3 separate regions of the Homo sapiens genome follow, and regions 2 and 3 are each linked to region 1. The links are chromatin contacts, found by Hi-C or POLR2A ChIA-PET in ENCODE. All regions are on one chromosome and are shown on one strand. The core of a region is the stretch at or near the end of the contact, and the rest is flanking DNA. Distances in the headings are between cores, read along the strand shown. Region 1 holds the start of SMIM42 (small integral membrane protein 42). Region 2 has its middle 23 kb from the start of CD1D. Region 3 overlaps KIRREL1 (kirre like nephrin family adhesion molecule 1).

Evidence for each region. A loop is a pair of places that touch in the nucleus more often than their neighbours do. ChIA-PET counts read pairs that join two places held with the same protein, here RNA polymerase II (POLR2A). Pooled maps may share reads with other maps.
Region 2: a pooled map shows a loop between it and region 1 (3-fold over the local background). The contact joins the enhancer-like site here to the promoter of SMIM42 in region 1. A Hi-C loop is called at or near these places in 1 of 37 single-sample maps with no recorded cell type and 3 of 50 pooled maps. POLR2A ChIA-PET finds 5 or more read pairs at or near these places in 2 of 52 experiments (BJ and endothelial cell of umbilical vein).
Region 3: a loop to region 1 is called in a map of Caco-2, with 8 times the contacts of the local background. The contact joins the enhancer-like site here to the promoter of SMIM42 in region 1. A Hi-C loop is called at or near these places in 8 of 168 maps with a recorded cell type or tissue (Caco-2, IMR-90, MCF 10A and 5 more) and 15 of 50 pooled maps. POLR2A ChIA-PET finds 5 or more read pairs at or near these places in 3 of 52 experiments (B cell, IMR-90 and common myeloid progenitor, CD34-positive).

The regions. Positions count from the first base shown.
Region 1 is chr1:158,127,051-158,129,973 of GRCh38, forward strand. SMIM42 (small integral membrane protein 42) reads right to left here and starts at 1,251. Exons shown (of 1, transcript NM_001395415.1): 1 at 237-1,251. The coding sequence starts at 1,024. The coding sequence ends at 812.
Region 2 is chr1:158,202,520-158,205,518 of GRCh38, forward strand. No RefSeq gene overlaps it. Among named protein-coding and RNA genes, the nearest start is that of CD1D, 23 kb to the left of the region's middle. Within about 2 kb of position 1,397, at least 2 of the 41 ENCODE cell types and tissues checked have a DNase peak (open chromatin) inside an H3K27ac peak, as active enhancers do.
Region 3 is chr1:158,036,590-158,039,468 of GRCh38, forward strand. All of the region lies in intron 1 of KIRREL1 (kirre like nephrin family adhesion molecule 1), which reads left to right. Among named protein-coding and RNA genes, the nearest start is that of KIRREL1-IT1, 12 kb to the left of the region's middle. Within about 2 kb of position 1,307, at least 11 of the 41 ENCODE cell types and tissues checked have a DNase peak (open chromatin) inside an H3K27ac peak, as active enhancers do; they include IMR-90, ascending aorta and mammary epithelial cell, where a contact is called at or near this core.

The DNA.
Region 1 (2,923 bases), core at 1-2,500:
TAGTAAAATTCTCCCTAGGGTTACCCAAACCGAATTGAATAAGAGTTTGGTTTTTCAAAAAAACTGCCTCTTTAATTTGGATTTCATTTGAAAAAGGAGTTAACTTGCTCCAAATTCTGAAAGGACAAAAAAAGAAAAAGAAAAATTATCATTTTAGGATATGATATTTTAAAATTTTGTCAACCCACTAAGTTGGAGGGTGAGAGAGGAGAGAAAAATGTATGGTACTTCAAATCATTTCTTAATAAAAAAAATACATTTTACTCCCAGCATTAAGTGAAGAGGAGGAAAGAGTGTACCTACAATTCAGCAGAGAGTGAGCCATTTCATTTTAAGGATCTTCTGGAAATGAGCTTCCAGAATAGCTTCATTATATAACTTGAGATGCTGTGAGCTCCCAATAATTTCAATATCCCACAGTCAGCACATGCCCAATTTATAGAGGAAAATTTAGGCTTTGTAATCAATTTTTACTTTTCCATGTACTTGTTTCTTTCCTCTGTTAGTGCAGAAATCAAGAGCCATTTACTATTTCAGTCTTGAAGATCCACAAAAAAAAAAAAAAAAAAAAAGACATTCAAACTCAGAAGCTGGGACAAGCCAAAGAACCGCAGGAGGAGTGCATTATAAGAGGGATGGTGGCAGAGGAAGGAAATGAGGCCTGGGGGGACATCTGGCAATGGAGGAACAGGGTGGCTAAAGCAGCTCTGGCTCCCCTGGCTCTGGGCTCTGAGACAGCTCCAGTGGCCGTGCCTCTCTTGTACAATCAGGTCTTCACCTCAGTGGAGTCCCCACCAAGAGATCCAGATCTTTATGGCAGCCATGTTGCCTCCTTTCTTGGGTGTGTCTCTCTGTTCTTGTTGCTTTTGTCTTTGGTTACTTTCCAGACCAGGATGAGTAGAGTGACCAGAGTCATCAGGGGTGTAAAGAAGAAGAGAACATTTACCAGGCAAGCAGGATTAGATATGGCAGTGGTGAGTGTACCCTTGTCCCATAAGAAAGCTGGAAGTTGTGGGGAGGACATAAGCTTCCAAAAAGAGCTGAGATAGGTACGTGGTGCAAGCCGACTGCCCACACCACCAAGAGAATTGGGCTTGCTCTTGTTGTATCCTAGGAGTGGATATGGTACAGCGACCAAACATCTACTGATTCCATTCTTCACATGGGGCTATTCTCCTTTGGATGTAATGGAGAAGGCATAGACGTTTGCTCAGCAAGGCCAAACAACTGCTTCCAATACAAACACAGATGATAGTTCCGTTAGCAAAACTTCTGCATGGTCGGTGGGGCTTCTGAGGCTTTGTGATGTCACTGGAGGGTGAGACTAGGGCCTGAGCCAAAGGTTCCAGGCTGGAAACCTGTGCTCTCTGAGCACCATCTCCCCTCACGTATGGCCTCCAGATTGAAAAGGGGGTTCCCCAGTTGCCTGTGATGATGCCCCTTCAGTTCTCTTTTATTCTTTTTTTTTGTCCTCTTTTTAAAAACCTTTTGGATTTAAAATAATTTTAGACATACAGGAAGTTGCAAAGATACTTAAAAAGGGTCCTGTGTACTCTTCACTTAATATTGCCCTATAGTACACAATCAAAACCAGTGAATTGACATTGGTACAATGTGTAGTCTATGCCGTTTTATCATACCTGTAGATTCTTGCAGCCACCGCTGCAATCAAGATAACAGAACTATTTTATCACCACAAAGATCTGGCCGGGCCCAGTGGCTCATGCCTGTAATCCCAGCACTTTGGCAGGCGGAGGTGGGTGGATCACCTGAGGTCAGGAGTTTGAGACCCGTCTGGCCAACATGGTGAAACCCCATCTCTACTAAAAATACAAAAAAATTAGCCGGACGTGGTGGCAGGCGCCTGTAATCCCAGCTACTCGGAAGGCTGAGGCAGGGGAATTGCTTGAACCAGGGAGGTGGAGGTTGCAGTGAGCCAAGATGGCGCCACTGCACTACTGGGCAACAGAGTGAGACTCCGTTTCAAAAAAAAAAAAAAGATCAGCTGATGTCCATATTCTATCACTTCAATACAAAAGTAGAAACCTTACCTTCTTGTAAGTCCCTTGTTTTTTCCACTTATGATATAATTGTATTAAATATTTCATCTATATACATTGAGATCCACATTCAGGCCATGTTATACTTTTTGCTTCAGCCATCAAACAATTTAGAAAACTTAAGAAGATAAGGAAGTCTGTGTATTTACACAATTTAAAGTTATTCAGCTTGGGTCATTTCTTTTTTTATTTATTTTTTTTTTTTTATGAAGTCTCGTTCTTCTCCCCCAGGCTGGAGTGCGATGGCGCAATCTTGGCTCACTGCAACCTCCACCTCCCGGATTCAAGGGATTCTCCTGCCTCAGCCTGCCAAGTAGCTGGGATTACAAGCATCCGCCACCACGCCCAGTTAATTTTTGTATTTTTAGTAGAGACAGGGTTTCATCATGTTGGCCAGGCTGGTCTTGAACTCCTGACCTCAAGTGATCCACCCACCTCGGCCTCCCAAAGTGCTGGGATTACAGGTGTGAGCCACCGCACCGAGCTTGGGTCATTTCTACAGTTCTGTTTTCAAGTTCATGGATTCTTTCTTCTGTCCCCTTTGTTCTGCCATTGAACTCATCCAATGGATTTTTTTTACTTTGGTGGTTATATTTTTCAGTTCTAAAATTTCCATTTAGCTTCTATTCAATAAGATTTTCTATTTTTTGTGCCAAGAGTATTCATATCTTTGTCAGATAATTCCAATATCTGTGTCATCTCGGTGTTGCCATCTGCTGATTTTTTTTTTCATTCAAGTTGAGATTTTCCTGGTTCTTGGTGTGATGTGTGATTTTTTAATTGTACACTGGACATTTTGGGTGTTATGAGACTCTGGATCTTACTTAAATCTTCTGTTTTAGCAGGCTTCCTCTGACACCATG
Region 2 (2,999 bases), core at 147-2,646, 76 kb after region 1:
GATTATGTGGGGTTTATCACAGAAAAGAAAGATTGTCTTAATATTTGAAAATTAAAGTGTAATTAATCTCAATAATTTGCCGATACTTTATTCCTATATTCTCCTATATTTTGTTCCTATATAATTCCTATATTCAAAATATAGGAGAATGTAGAGAATTATAGAAAAATAATCATGTGTTTATTTGAATGGATAAACAGAAGTTTCGAAACATTCAACATCTGTTTATGACAAAAAGCTACTAGTAAATTAGAAATAAAAAGGAATTTCCTCAATTTGACAAAAAGCAACAACAAAAAGTTATAGCTAACATAACACTTAATGGTGATATTGTACACTTTTCTTATGTTGGGAACAAGGCAAGAATGTCTGTGCTCTGCATATCTATTCAGCACTGTACTGGATGTCCCAGTCTCATTAGTTAAGAATTAATTAGGCAAAGGCAAGAAGTTAAAGTCATAAACTGGAAAATAATAAGTCTACTACATTTATTTGTAGGTGACATAATCATTGTCTATACAACAAAGAACATTTAATTCCATTCTATGCTTTTTACTCAGTCCCTAGCCTGCATAAATAGTATACAATTTGCAAAGTTGGTAAGAGAACCAAATTAGCAATATGGTAATCCAATTCAGGACAAAGGACAATCATGGAAATTTGATTAGAAATGCATTAATGTGTTAACAAGCTACCTTTGCTCTATCTAAAACTTTAAATAAATATGAATAGCAGCAAAACCAACACAAACTATGATTTATAATGGATTATAATGGATAAAATGTCATATAGAAACATTGAAATCAATTTGGAAATCTAGAAAAATTGAATTTTTAAGAAATAATGGGTACAAAAGAAAACTCACAAATGCAAACCCTTTGTATAGGTGAAATTCATATTTGATTCACCAATTAGTTTTTTTTCACCATGAATATTTTTTTCATATGAAAAAGACTTGATGCTAATGAATATACTTTTAATACAACAAAGATAAAATGAGAAAAACATTATTTAACTTTGGTTTTATAATAATTAACTTGGCTTAATGGAATTCATTTGGTATACTTTAATTTGGAGATTTAAGTAAACACTGACTCCAGGAGGCTAGAGAAATTAGGATTTTTAGATTACAGATGCAATATGGAGATCTCATTTAACAATGACGGTAACTTTGAGATAAAATACGGGGGAAGTAGCCCAGAGGCAGCTAAAATTCTCCATATACAGTGAGGTCTTATCTACAAAGCTCCCCACATCAATATAGTTTACTTACAAGTACCAAATTGAGTTTGTCTGCTCTTCTGAAAGTGGTGAGTTAAGATAAGGGTCCCAACAGATGAACAGCTGTTACTGCAGGTGAGTGTTCTACATCAGGCACGGGATTTTCAACTCATAATGGAGTGACGTTGAACCACATACAATATTATGAGGATTTTCCCTTGAAACCGTTAAAGAGCTGTAACATGATGCTTGTGAATGTCACCACTAGGTGGCACTGAAAGTTAAACAGTTATTGAACAGGCTGTGGAATATTGAAGTTTTCCTATGGAAAAAAATTTGATTTTTTATGTTGTGTCTATATATTCTTCATTTGACCTTAAAACATAGCAGTAGCAGACATCTCTTGTACCGTGCCTTACACCTCAGCCCATTTGTTTTCCTCCAGCCCTTGGTGAGGCTCTTGGTTACAGAACCTCAGCTCAGCTCACTGCATATCCGCTGCTTTTTTGCACTAAGTCTTTATTCACAATGTGGTTGGGACACCTGTGAGAAGCTACTTAGCATTTATGAATGCTCAAAACTGAAAGTGTGGGGGAATTAAGACCCAATGGGCAATCCGTGACTATTAGGGGATGGGAGTCAGGGCTTTGTGTTCCTTTCATACCCCTCAGGTGGACAATTCTGAGGCAAGATCTTCATTGCTCATCAGAGGATTCCGGCGAGGTCAGATCCAGTTTTCCATAGTGGCGACCAGCTTGATAGTACCACTCTATTGACTTTCTCTCCTTTCTTGTTTTATTCTTTCCAATATATTAGCCTTAGTATCTGATAACATGCCCCAAAGTAAAGTCATTTATAAAGCTCCCCACGTTAATATAGTTTACTTTGGCTTTCTCTCCTTTCCTGTTTTAGAGTCGGCTTCCTGTAAGAAACCCAAGCATAACCTACTACCCTGATAAAGAACATTTTCAGCACCCAGAACTCTCCTTCATGGCTCCTTTTCCCATTCAACGCTCTTTAAAAGAGAACTAATAATCTATTAGTTCTATTTTTGAACTTCACATTACTGGAATCTTGGCCAGTACTATTTTTTGTTTGCCTTCGTAATTTCTTTTTTCTTTTCTTTTTTTTTGAGACAGGGTCTCGCTCTGTGCAGTGGTGTGATCTTGGCTCACTTTAGCCTCAACCTCCCGAGTAGCTGGGATTACAGGTGGGTGCCACCATACCTGGCTAATTTTTGTATTTTTTGTAGAGATGGGGTTTCACCATGTTGCCCCAGCTTGCTTTCTTTCATTCAACATTATTTCTGTGAGATTTATCCATGTTGTGGCATGTAGCAGTAGTTCACTCTTTTTCATTGTGGTGTAGTATTCCATTGTGTAAAATGTACCACAATTTATCCATTGTACTTGGGGTAGTCATTTGAATTGTTTCCAGATTTTAGCTATTTTTAATAATGTTGCTTTAAATACTTTTGTACACGTCTTTTTGTGAACATAAACACTCATGTCTTTTGTGAATAAACATAGAAATAAAATTGCTTGGTGATAGGTTAGAAATATTGCTTACATTTAATAGATACTGGAGAACAGTTTTTCATAATGGTTACACCAGTTTTGCCTTCCATCTTTTCTGCATCCTTGCCAATATTTGGTGTTACTAACTCTTAACTTTTGCCACTCTGATGGGAGTGTAGTGTATCTAATTGTTGTTTTAGTTCATATTTCCCTGTTGATGAATGGAACTTAACATGTTTTCATATGCAGTTAAACCATTTG
Region 3 (2,879 bases), core at 57-2,556, 90 kb before region 1:
GGTGTAAGTTCTCTCAAAGCAGTCACAACCCGGGAAAGAGAGGCGCTTGATGGAGGAGATAAACATCCATGGACCGCGATGCTTGGTGCAGTCTCGGTCAGCTCACTGGGTCTGATGTCCTCCAGTCTACAGTGAAGGGCTTGGGCTGGATTATACCTGAGGCCTCCTGATGCTTATGGTTTTCATCTTTTCTGGCCTGAAGTAGGGGATAGAGAGGGCAGTTTGGGGTGGACAGCAAGCTGTCTGGAGAAGAAAGACTGGGAGAGCAGATGAATGAGGGCCGTTAGACAGGAGTGAGGACGGCCGATAGCTGGGCTGTGGGCTTTAATCAGCCAGAGGAGCCTTGGCGGGCAGGTCTGGAGTGAACCACCCGGAGTCTTGGACTTCGATGGAGCCTGAGATGGGACAGTCTCAGCTGGGCCCTTCAGGGCCTCCCGTGTCTCCTTTGGTTCTCCTATGTTAAAGAAATCCCAGAGGCTGCTGTGGGCCCATGGGTGTCATGCAGCAGCGAGTCCAGATTTGGAGTCCTGGACACCTGGGTTCTAGTCCCACTGCTGCCACGACTAGCACTGGACCTTGGCCTAGTTGCTTCATCCCTCTGGGCTTGTTGAAAGGGGTCAATCGGCCGGGCGCCGTGGCTCACGCCCATAATCCCAGCACTTTGGGAGGCTGAGGCTGGTGGATCACAAGGTCAGGACTTCAAGATCAGCCTGGCCAATATGGTGAAATCCTGTCTCTACTAAAAATACAAAAATTAGCTGGGCGTGGTGGCACATGCCTGTAGTCCCAGCTGCTCGGGAGGCTGACGCAGGAGAATCACTTGAACCTGCGAGGCAGAGGTTGCAGTAAGCTGAGATTGCGCCACTGCACTCCAGCCTGGCGACAAAGCAAGACTCTGGCAAAAAAAAAAAAAAAAAAAAAAAGGAAGGGGTCAATCACACCTACTTCTCAGGGGTCGTGAGCATTAAGTGAATCAATGTCTATAAAATGGTTAGCAGCATGCCTGGCTTATATACGTGTTCAATAAATGACCATTATTTTAATTATTATTAGCTATCAAGTCCCATCTCTCCTTCCAAACCCTGATTGTAGCTCCCTCCTCCAGCAAGCATCCTCTGATTAAGCTCACAGGTCTCCAGTTGCTCGTACACACTGCACCCAGGCTCTTGCAGCCTCACTTTGGGGTTTCCAGGTAGCAGTTGGCTTGTTGTCCTGAGTGTCCTAGGAACATGGTCTTTAGAGTGGGGACCTGTCTCCTTTCCTCCCCAGATTCCTTACTGCCCATTGCAGATTTTGGCCCTCAGGGCACTGGGCTGAGCCCAGGGTGCCTGGCTGATGGACTTCCTGCGACTCATAACTATTTCCTCACCAGGAAACACCCCCAGGCCCAGTGTCAGCTAGACTCGGGGCAGGACCAGCCTGCCAGCGGCTCAATGGCTCTAGCTAAGTTAGGGTCTGGCTCTGTGCCCACGACCTTCCTGGGGAGCTCGTCTCAGGCCTGCCACCCATCTGCCTGGCTGATGAGGGAGGAAGGCCAGCTATTTCTTCCTGCTGGAGGAATAGAGGTCCGTGTGGTGACTCCATCCGTTCTCCTCATGTGTGAGCTGAGTCCTGTGCATTCATCCGTTTAGTTCTCAATTCAGCAAATGTTTATTGAGTCTTCCACTCTGTGCCCCGCACTGCTCTGGTCCCTGGGGACCTGGTAGGGGTCACTGTAATGAGGCTTTGCTCTCACAGCTGCAGGGGGTCAGTCAGTGGTGGTGGGAGGGGGCAGAGGACAATAGCAAGTAAACAAGAACATATGGACTGTGAATGAGTGTTATGATGTTAAAGATGAAGCAGAGTGGCATGAAAAAATCTGGTGTCTTCCAGTCCTTTTACAGGTGGCTCTTCCTCTTTTTTTTTTTTTTTTTTTTTTTTGGAGGCAGGGTCTCTTTATGTTGTCTGGGCTGGTCTTAAACTCCTGGCCTCAAGTGATTCTTGCCTTGGCCCCCCCAAAACACTGAGATTACAGACGTGATCTACTGTGTCTAGCCATTCTCTTCCTCTTTTAAGGAATGCTTCCTAGTGTGTGGTAGGAGTGATTATTCTTAGCCCTGGGAGATCTCACAAACTGACGACTGAACAAAAATAGGGTTCCAAAGGGTCTGAGGAGACGTGAAAAATTCTGTGTCATGTCAAAGAAACAGTAGACTTGCCCACTAGGGGCTTTGTTTTGTTCACGGCTGTAACTTCAGAATCCAGAAGAGTGGTACGTAGTAGGTCTTCAATAAACATTGATTGGCTCCAGAGGGCTAAACGAGGATGAATGGATGTGAACGATACAGAAAGGCAGAGTTCCACAGACTATAAAGAACAGCTTTTTAATAGCTGTAGCTGTCAGCAGATAGAGAGGGCTGCTTCATGAGGCAGTAAGCCCTGCAGCCCGAGAGGGTTCAGGAAGAGCCAGGCTGACCACATGCTGGGCACGCTGGACCGGAGACTTCTGATTGAGAGGAAGGTTGGACAAGGTGACCGCCATTATCCTTTCCAACACTGAGGCTCTGCCATTTCAGCACCACCCCTTCCCAGGCCCAGCCTGCCTATGATTTTGCATCATAAATGCCTGGACTTTGCTGACAATGCCTATGTCTTGCTTGCCATAGAATTGTCCACGAAGAGGAGCCCTGACTGCTCAGCAGTAAAAGGGAAAATCACTTGGAAATGTACTTCCCTTTACTGACCCTGCAGCTCTGTCCTCATTTTATTTTTCTGTATCAAATTGCCAACAGTAAAATTGCTGGATGCATGGCATGTGCTGTTTGCTTCCTTTATGGCCCCTCATTCCCACCATTTGGCCAGTAGAGAAAACAATTAGTGGTATTGGCTCGAGTCTCAAG